3 separate regions of the Homo sapiens genome follow, and all the other regions are linked to region 2. The links are chromatin contacts, found by Hi-C or POLR2A ChIA-PET in ENCODE. All regions are on one chromosome and are shown on one strand. Each heading gives the region's core, a stretch centred on a gene start or an enhancer-like site at or near the end of the contact. The rest is flanking DNA. Distances are from core to core; before and after follow the strand shown. Region 1 holds the start of KIAA1217. Region 2 has its middle 33 kb from the start of PTF1A. Region 3 overlaps DNAJC1 (DnaJ heat shock protein family (Hsp40) member C1).

The links. A loop is a pair of places that touch in the nucleus more often than their neighbours do. ChIA-PET counts read pairs that join two places held with the same protein, here RNA polymerase II (POLR2A). Pooled maps may share reads with other maps.
Region 1: a loop to region 2 is called in a map with no recorded cell type, with 5 times the contacts of the local background. The contact joins the promoter of KIAA1217 here to the enhancer-like site in region 2. A Hi-C loop is called at or near these places in 1 of 37 single-sample maps with no recorded cell type and 3 of 50 pooled maps. POLR2A ChIA-PET finds 5 or more read pairs at or near these places in 1 of 52 experiments (activated T-cell).
Region 3: a loop to region 2 is called in a map of HCT116, with 15 times the contacts of the local background. The contact joins two enhancer-like sites. A Hi-C loop is called at or near these places in 4 of 168 maps with a recorded cell type or tissue (GM12878, HCT116, IMR-90 and 1 more), 2 of 37 single-sample maps with no recorded cell type and 11 of 50 pooled maps.

Annotation. Positions count from the first base shown.
Region 1 is chr10:24,207,867-24,211,012 of GRCh38, reverse strand. KIAA1217 reads right to left here and starts at 1,875. Exons shown (of 21, transcript NM_019590.5): 1 at 1,750-1,875. The coding sequence starts at 1,819. RefSeq lists enhancers at 1,057-1,116, 490-1,689 and a silencer at 1,407-1,456.
Region 2 is chr10:23,157,197-23,160,616 of GRCh38, reverse strand. No RefSeq gene overlaps it. Among named protein-coding and RNA genes, the nearest start is that of PTF1A, 33 kb to the left of the region's middle. RefSeq lists an enhancer at 3,143-3,332. Within about 2 kb of position 2,061, at least 2 of the 41 ENCODE cell types and tissues checked have a DNase peak (open chromatin) inside an H3K27ac peak, as active enhancers do.
Region 3 is chr10:21,988,284-21,991,796 of GRCh38, reverse strand. All of the region lies in intron 1 of DNAJC1 (DnaJ heat shock protein family (Hsp40) member C1), which reads left to right. Among named protein-coding and RNA genes, the nearest start is that of DNAJC1, 14 kb to the left of the region's middle. RefSeq lists an enhancer at 2,103-2,252. Within about 2 kb of position 2,261, at least 5 of the 41 ENCODE cell types and tissues checked have a DNase peak (open chromatin) inside an H3K27ac peak, as active enhancers do.

The sequences.
Region 1 (3,146 bases), core at 626-3,125, 1.1 Mb before region 2:
ATGGAGAAGTATTTTTAACATAAGTATATCCCAAATATGGCATGGGATATACTTATACTAAAAAAAAAAAAATTCACCGTTTACCTGAAATTCAAATTTAGCTGGGCCTCCTGTATTTTTATTTGCTAAATCCAGCAGCCGTGCCATCTAACATGCTATATATTTTATTTATTTGTTCATTGTCTGTCTCTACCAGCTCCCCACCCCCTGAAACTTGGTCCTTACACTGGAAGTTAAATGAAGGCAAGTATTTTTAGTCTGCTTTGTTCACCACTGGATGTCTGGCAGCTAAAACAGTGACGTCTACATAACAGATGCTCAATATTCACTGAATGAATGAATTAGTGAGCAAAGGAGCACACTGTCTCAGGCTGACCATCCTAGCCTCTGAAGCCTCTGAATTGCCCTGATTGTTGGAAAGTCATTTCTTAAATGGATCCCTTTCTAATGGCCCCTCTAGAATCTGAGTCATCTCTTTCAGGACAGGCCCAGAGGTTGAATTCCTGAAGTAGGATCCTGTCCTAGAAAATGGGGGTGGGGGGTTGCGGGGGTCAGGGGGACGAGGTAGCCTTATCTTCCACTGGATGCCACTGACCCCGGTAGCCTGAAGGAGAGTGCTGTGCTTTGGCAGCACGAAGGCAGACACTTCGACAGATGACTGTTCAGACTCAGGGATTCTCCAGCCATTACAAAACTTCAAGTTTTCTGCATTTCACTGGGGGATTTCTATCTCTTGTCATTGTAAGTTCTCCTGACTGGCTTAGCTTTGCATTTTCAGCGTGGATGAGTCATGTGTTACTTCCCTTTCACATTTTCATAAAACACACACCTTTTCCCCTGTGCATAATCCCTACTCCCACGCACAGCACTGCACTCCCGCACGTCTTTTTGTTGTGTACTGGCCCCTGCATGAACCTGAGGGAGGGTGGGGCGGGTGGTCCAGGGCTGTGTGGTTTATGAACATGCTGCCTATAGGATCCCACAGAATCAGCTCTTGGCATCACAGGCATCAGATGCCAGAGAGCAGGGACCTCCTCTGGCCACCCAACCCGGTGCGAAATTTCTTTGGAACAACATAAGCTTCTGGAAATTCCCTACGGAAAAGACAAGTCTATTATAAACACAATTAAAGGGAAACTGCCTGGAGAAAATTTACCAAAATTGTCCAACAACTCCCAAGTTTTGAATTAAAACATAAAAGAAGATCCAGAGTTCTATCTATCACCCAGATGCTCAAGCCCTCCCCTGCTGCTCGGATCTGTAAAATAAAACATGCCTGGTTTCTGTGATTTAACTCTAAAATTCTGCACAAACTTTGCAGCCAGCATGCATCTGCCACATGGAATCCCCCAACCAATGAATGGAAGCTGCGGTCCTAGAGACAGTTTCACAAAAACAGCTCCTTTCTCCCGTGGCTGGAGCCCCGGGGGGAAATGATTAAAAGCTGCTTAGTGATTTATTTGTCATTGCTTAGAGATACAGCTCATGCTGATGGCTCACTGCACTACAAATGTGACATCACCCCACCACCTCTTTTGCTGCTTAAGAAAATCGTGCCAGAGATAAAGTCAAGCCTAAGAAATCACAGTTCTCTATGCTCTACTCAGTTTGGAAAATGTACCATCCCAAGAAATTGCCTTTTTTTTTTTTTTCCTTTGCCGGGTCCCAGAGCTGCAGTTTATAAAAAGCAGCAAGCGGCAAGGGGCACGCGTCCCTGTAACTCCATCTTTGAATGGGTCTGTTACTTACCCTGCATCTGTCTTCTGTCTGCTGAGTAAGGAAGGCACGGCTCACATTTCTGGCTTTCATTTTCTTCCATTGTCTCTGCCTGCCGCAAAAGCTCCTCGCTCTCTGGAAACTTCAGAGCGCAGTTCTAAAAGCTCCCAGAAAGCGCCTGGGAGGGGGCCCGGGGCTGGGGAGGAGGGGACGGTGCGAAACCCCACCCCAAACTATTTTCCACTCCGGTGCAAAGTCTCCCTCGCCCGAGAAAACTGCATTCCAGCGCGGGGCCTCTTGGATCTCCCCTGCCCCTGGCCCTCCGTCCCTAGGTCTGTCCGTCCGTCCGTCCGTCCGTCCTCAGGCGCGCTCTCCGGGGACTGGGGGCTGGGCTCTGCCAGGGCAGGGCGATGCGGGGGTGTGGGGGGGAGGCCTCAACAGGTGACGGCCTCTCCTACCCACAACTGGGCCTGCCTGGTTCCACTGCTGCAAACCACCGAGGCTCTGCAGCCGAGGAAGGAAAACATTTCACACATGATTAAGGCCGAGAGCCTTCGCTGGGAGCCAGTGCCCTCATCTCTTTAATCTCAGAGGCAGAGTGAGCCTCCCAAATCGGGTGATCCACATATTAAAAAACAGCAACCTGTTGAACCTCCCAAATTTCAGTGAACTCCCTTAAAAAAAAATCCCAAACAATTTGAAAGAAAGAGTATATGCTGAGTGTTGTAAGTAAGCACTTTCCGGCACTAACTTTTTAGGGCCCGATTAACATCTATGAAGAGGTATAGCGTCATTTGCACACAGTCGATTTCAATCACTTAATCTGGACTTTTTAAAAAAAAGTTTCTACGTACTTGCTCACTTTCTCAGACTCCTCCCTCCCCCAACACACTTACACACACACACACACACACACACACACCCAGCCCTTAATCACAAATCTGAAAGGTAAACTAGTAAAGTCAATCTTCTGAAGCTCTCCCAGTTAACGACTCCAAAAATCTGAAAGACAGTGAAAATGCATTTCTTTGGACAGGCAGAGTTACAACCAACATACTTCTCCTTTTAAACCACCTACAAATATTTATTTTGTTCTTTACCCAGTCCTTGAAAAACTGGCAGAGTTCCCAGAGAGTGAAAATAGGAGGCATGATGTCCGAAAAAAAAAAAAAAAAGAGGATGGGAAAATAATTTAGGCAACATTAGCTCTGCGATGTCAGATATCTCAGAGTAACACAGTAGCTAGGAGGAAGAGCGCGATTTTGTAACCTGTAGTAGCCCCGTCACAGGAGGGGTAAAAAAGGACAATGGTTAGTCTGGTGACCATACTTTGCCCCAGTTTACAGGGCATTCCAGCAAGGTTTGAGATTGATTTAGATCAAGAATGTGTGCTGAACAATGGCCAGCCTATGTTCCAGATTGTGACCTCG
Region 2 (3,420 bases), core at 812-3,311:
TTGCCCTACCTAACACATTGAGGGAAGTAACATGTTACTCTAGTCAAGATTTTATTGGTTGTGAATTAATCAGCACACTTTGAGTATAGTCATTAAGCAGGTTGTGACCTGCATAACCATCCTGTCTCCATTCTCTGGTGTGGCTCTTTATGGTCTTACGGTTGTGTGCATAGGCTCTGGCATCAGGCTCCTGGGGTTCAAACCCCAGTCTCAGCTTCTACTACTCGTGTCCCTGGGCAAGTTACTTAATCCTCCTCATCCATCACCTTAGTTTTGCCAATTTAAAAATGTAGACACTTGTAGTGCCTATCCCCTGTTTCACAGCGCATTTCTGCAGATGAAATGAGTGAACACATCTAGTGCTTAGACCGAGACTGGCACCATGTAAATACCTGCTGTCTCTTAGTTCTTATTTATTATTTTACACCTTGTTCATAAAGATATCATTTATCCATAACATTGAATTACTCCTAGTGTGTGCATTGCATCCTGCTTGGTTCTGGGGCTAGGGAGAGTATTAAGACAAAATTCTTTTCTCAAGGAACTGACAGTTTAATAGGAAAGTCAGATTAAAAATAACTATGGAATTGAATTGGAGCTATAATATATTACAAAGTGTGTGCCACATAAGAGGAAAGATGTATTAGCCCCTCAGGTTGTGGGTAGAAAGGTAAGAGTGTCAAGAAAGAGGTTGGATTTTTTTTCTTTTTTTTTTTTTTTTTGAGACAGGGTCTCACTCTGTCACCCAGGCTGTAGTGCAGTGGCACGATCTCGGCTCACTGCAACCTCCACCTCCCAGGTTCAAGCGATTCTCCCACCTCAATCCCAGTTACCTCCCGAGTAACTGGGATTACAGGCACGCACCACCACGCCCAGCTAATTTTTGTATCTTCAGTAGAGACAGGGTTTCACCATGTTGGTCAGGCTGGTCTCGAACTCCTGGCCTCAGCCTGCAAAAGTGCTGGGAATACAGGCTTGAGCCACGGCGCCCAGCCAAGGATGGATATTTTAAGAACGTGGCTGAAATTCAGATACACCATTTTCCCAGCAGATCCTGGCCTTCAGAATGCCAATAATGGCAAATGCCAGTGGGCAAATGCTGTTGATCTGAACAGAGGGTCTCATAGGTCTGAAGCAGCACAGAACCAGGGAGGATGTGTTCGTCTAGAAACTTCCTAGCAGAGCTAACCCCCATCACAGCATAAGAAGAAACAGTCGGGCGCAGTGTCTCACGCCTGTAATCCCAGCACTTTGGGAGGCCGAGGTGGGCGAATCACAAGGTCAGGAGATCGAGACCAGCCTGGCTAACATGGTGAAACCCCGTCTCTACTAAAAATACAAAAAAATTAGCCGGGCGTGTTGGCAGGCGCCTGTGGTCCCAGCTACTCGTGGTCCCAGCTACTCGCAGTCCCAGCTACTCGGGAGGCTGAGGCAGGAGAATGGCGTGAACCCGGGAGGCGGAGCTTGCAGTGAGCCGAGATCGCGCCACTGCACTCCAGCCTGGGCGACAGAGCCAGACTCCGTCTCAAAAAAATAAATAAATAAATAAATAAAAATAAAAAATGAAAGAAGAAACAGTCACTGTCAAGGCTCCTTTGAAAGCAGATGCTTGAAATGTTCGTTGAAAATAGGAGAAAAGTGATCTGTTCAGTTGGGTAAGTTGTTTAGAATCCTAATTGGTTCTCGAATTCTCTCCCATCCCCTGGCAGGTCACTGTACTTGACCGGATTTTTTTCTCACTGTGTGTCCGCCGTTTCACTTTTTTTCCTAAGCCAAGATCTCTTTAATTATTCTATTCCCTATTAAGTGGGCAATTTTCACACTGTTAAAATACCTCGCCACAGCAGTATTATTTGTTTGTTCATAGTCTGTGGGCTAAGAAAATACGGAATGTGCATTTCTGGTGCTAGGATTACTTCTAATTTTTTAAGTGTCTCGGGTGGTGGGAGGGGAGGGAAGGGTGTTCAATGGGTTTGATTAAGCAGCTTCCCAAAGAGGAAAAGCAAAGCAGCAGTGAATGAAGGGTTCTAAAGCAGTCATTTGGCTCCCTCTGGTGGGCTCTTGCAGAACTCATCCCCCCCTCATAAACAATCCTGTCGCGCATCAACTCACTTATTTGGAAAATAGAAAAATGCAACGAAACAGTCTGTTAACACAAATCCTTGGCTAAATTCCAAGGATGAAGGAATTGACTGAGGACTTTAGGTCAATTTAGGCAGAGCTAAAGCAAAATTCAAGAGATACAATTGATTCAGTTCCACTCTATGCAAAATAGATATGGCATTTTAGCAATATTTGTATATTAATTTTGGTAGCTACCATTTTTCTTCCATAGTGCCTTAGTCTACAACACAAAGTCCATTCAATACATGTCAGGATCTTGCCTTCCCCCACCACCCCCCACAATTGCTCAAAAGACTTGTAAAGGTGAAGGTCGCCCTCTAATGGTTTGGATGAGTCACACATGTGAAATTTTTTGTCTTAGTTTAGACACCTCAAACAGAATCTACCGTTTAGAATTCGAGAACCCTCCTCCCACCGCTAATATTAGTTGCACATTTCTAGTTGGTTGATAAGGGATATTTAATAATTTTAAAACCACATTAAGTTAATGCATACTTTGCATTCCAACTCTGTGTGTGTGTGCGCGCGCGTGTGTGTGAAATTTCTAAACTACAGCTGGTCGGTGGGGTATGGATCACTGAGGTTTACCTGCCCTTGCTGTGGGAGGCGACAGGGGCTTTGCAGCTCAGCCCTGTCCTGACACAAGAATGCTGTGCCTCTCAGGTGTCTAGGGAGCCCACCCCCTGGACAACAGAAGCAAGTGTAGCAAGATCCCCCAAAGCTCCTGGGTGCTTATTTCCACCTGCGGGACCCTCTTCAGCCCCCAGGACTCTGCCCTCCCCGGTTGACCAGAGGACATTTCCTGCCTGCCTTTTTACGACGCTGCATAATTAATTACACGGGACCATCCGGTGCCTGGAGCTCACCGCTCATTATGATGACAGAGTCATGGGCCGTCAGGCAGGGGCATTTGTTTTTGGACGCACTTGGCTGCCCATAGTCCTTGACTCTAGTGTGCTTAGTGTGGCGGTGCAGTGAGGGCGTTCAGAGGCTGAGTTCTGCTGATTGCAGCAAGATGGACCATTCGCATCAGCTCAAGGTCATCTCGTGGGTGACCTCGCAAACCCAACCACCTGAGAGTTGGTCGCTCACGTTTAATGTAGTTCTTCCATTTTTAAAAATGTTTTGAAAGTACCTATCATGCACAAGGCCTTGTGCTGGACACTGCAGGAAGTTAAGATCAGTAAAAAGTCCCTAGTGGTAAGGAGTTTCCTTTCTAGTCTGGTAGAGAAGACAGGTTGTGCATTAAAGGCAAAATCCTTTGATCCACACAAAAGAAGTGCGCAGACCTGCACA
Region 3 (3,513 bases), core at 1,012-3,511, 1.2 Mb after region 2:
ATTTAAATATAAATTAATTAAAATTTTGGTTTCTCATTTGTACTGGCACATTTTAAGTGCTTAAATATGCCTAATGCTTATTGGATAGCATACATTGGATAGCCTTAGGGAATTAACATTTCTGTATTGTGTAGATATAGCTAAATGTTTTTGGATAAAATCACTGATTATTGTTTTTCACTGACTATTGTTTCCATTTTGTTAGGGACATAGTTTGTAGTTTTCGTATTTTTTTAAACCCAGTGTAGCTTTTGTTGTTTTGTTTTTAGGTTGTTCCAATTGTGCTAGCTATCATATTCCTAGTTACTTATCTATAGTATACATTTTGACCATGCTTTGTTCTGTAAAGGCTATTGGTATAAAGTTCATGCTGTTCTAGGAACATTGGTTGTCTGAACTTCCATGCATAGGCTTGTCTGCTAAGGGTGGTTTCAGGTAATCACTTTAATTAAAGTTGGTCATTTACTTTTGCTAGCTCATCTATTATATTTTATAATTCTTTAAGTGTTATTTATTAACAGTATATTAGGTCGTTAGTGATATTTTGACCAGGAAATCACTGGAGTTCCTATTTTGTAGTTTTAGCTTTCAGGGTGCCCATTCTCCCTATTCTGAAACTCATACATCTTATATATTGCTAGCTATGAAATATTCACTATATTCTTTCCTGTCATCTATTTTGATTATTATAGTATCTTTAATTAAATGATTTAGAATAGAGATTGCTAGGTGCATTTCTATTTGTGTGCCAATCTGTTGGCTCTTTATAATACCAATCAGGGATTCTAACATCACCCTTTTTTACTAGCTGCCTCTGCTACCTTTTCATAACTCCTAATGAGTACACCTTTACTTTGAACTGAATGATTAATTAACGATCTTTTTGCCTTTACCTTTTGTAATTTCATAAATAGCTGAGAAAAAGAAGTAGATTTTACTGTTGACAGTTCTTACACATACTTAGCTCCTGTTATTTCAAATGGACTTGGTACATCCAGGAAATTGTACTGGTGTCCAAGATCTTAAACATTCTATGCTGAGGGAAAAACAACAACAAAACAAAAATTTTAAAACTGACAATAGAGTCCTGAAGTTGGTGGAGACCTCACGAGTTTCTCTTTCCTTATATAGGAGTCTCTTCTGTAGCACTCCCAGCAGATGGTCTTCTAGCCTGTTTGATGGTGTCTAACCATAGGGATTATGAAACAACCTGTTAAGTTTTTGTATAATACTACTCAGTGGAAATTTTATTCTTAAAGCCCAAATCATAATTCTTATCTACTTTCAACATGCTCACTGTCTTCTGGAGTACCCCTGAACATATACTTCTTCTAAATAATTTTTCTTTGTGCCTTAAAATAAAATGCACAAGGGAAATAATTATTTGTTGATTTTCTCCACACAGTAAGGCCTTTTTTTAAAAAAAATACATCCAAACTGAGGGGGCTACTTGTTTTCATTGTCTTTAGATATGTACCAAGGCCACCCTAAAGAAGATGCAAGCCACCATAGTTACAGTTGTCTTGGCACTGTATTAGGCATGATTTGTGGTTACTATATACAATTCCCAGGGTTTATCAAAGTCAGCAATAGGAAATTTATGGAAGATTGAAAAATAAGATGATTTCTTGTATGCCATCTTTGATAATAGAGGCCACAGAATAAACTTAATTAAAAATGTAGCCAGAAATTGCTATAGACTCTTGAAGCAGCACCCCGTGTATAGTTGTGCAGTTTGTGTATCTGCTTCAAACCTGTCATTGTGTTATAAAAATGTTTTAGACTTTGGCATTGTTAAGAATTGCACATAGGTGGTTAAACTGTGAAGTAAATAATTTCTCTTTGATAATTGAAATATTATGTTTCTGCGAGTGGAATTTTAATTTTCAGGCCCATCTTGAGTGTGAGTTTCTCTCTCCTCTCTCTTCACCTCTCCCTAGTGGCTTTATAGATGTTTTTACTCTTTTCTCTGAGACACCTAGGCAAGAACTAGGTCTTATATAGGTGGCTTAGGGCTCCCTCCTGAGGTTACATTGGGGCCATTGCAGATCCAGATACCAAGCCTGCAGGTCCCTTGGCCTGGTCTGGACTGTGGGGCTAAAACCATTGCCTCTTAACATCTCAGATACATAATGTTTTGTAAGTTGTAGCCTCAGGCAGTGTCCTTCTCACTTTCGCATTTTTTTTTCCCCACAGGCGGTGGATTGCCACTGCATCCCCTGATTTCAAGCAGCAAGCCTGGCTGTGATCCCAGGCCTTGGTAGAGTACTTTCAGTCCTCATCACTCTATGGGAGTCAGACTTCTGGTTTCGTCTGCCTACTTGTAGTCATGGAGCCCAGGAGGCTTATAGCTTAACCTCTGTTTATGGCTACAGGTTTTCTTTTGTTTTTGTCTACAGAGATGCTTAACAAGTTTTTGATCATGGCTATATGTTTATAATTTTCTCTCTTTAAATTTTAACATTGGTATATGTTTGGAATGGGGTTTCGGAGGAAGTCCCTCAAATACTTAGAGTGCAGTTTTCATGTTGGAACATTTTTAAAAGCTACATTTATTTTATAATATTATTTTTTAATGTTCATTTTCTTATTATCTGAGAACCTTTTGCCACTTATCATCCAGAACTATGGTCAGGTTGTTTATTCACAGTAATTTAAGAGGCTATTAGGCATTGAAAGAGACAGTCTACCATTCCATCCCTGTTCCTTTCTAGCAACTGTTCCCAGACTTTATTCAAGTCTGGGGGTAAAACAGTCAAGTAGCATTTCTAAAATAATCAAATCCCACGAGGTTTTGAATATAGTGATAAATAAGTCCATTATCTCAGAATGACATATATGTCCCTGTTATTGGAGATACCCAGAGGAGAGTCCTGAACTGTCGTGAAACTATTTAGAAAAATTTGCCAGGTGGGAAAAGAGATATTGAATCTTAGGTGCGTGTCAGAAAAACATGGGCTAGAGAAAATTAATCCTCCTAAAGTTAAATTATATGCAGATAATTTCATGTTGACCCTTTATAAATATATTTCACTCACAAACCTCTGAAGAAGACTTTCTGGGGTAAATAACATTTGTTTTCTTATAATCAGTCTTCAGAGATTCACAAAAGAAAACATAGGACAATGAGGCTAACCCTCACTAAAGACTGTTTTAATAATCAACTTAATGGACAATACTAAAATTTTAGAATTCATTGGATATTAGCTTCATAGAATTAAGCGTGATCCTTAATTGAAGCTTTAAGCAGTTTATAGAGTACACATTTGGAACATACTTTAAATGATATATTTTTAAGGAAAGAAATATGTAATTCAAATTTATAAGAGAAGATAAAGGGCCCTTTCATTTTGGAATCGTAGGATTTAGTCAGTTTTTGTATAATTTGAGGAGCACATCGATTTTTTAATTATTATTATATGCCTTTAATATTGAGTTGTTAATCTAAGAGGTCTTTTGAGGGTAACAACATGGAAAAGAACAGTAGTGTAATGATCTTTTAAAAAGACATTT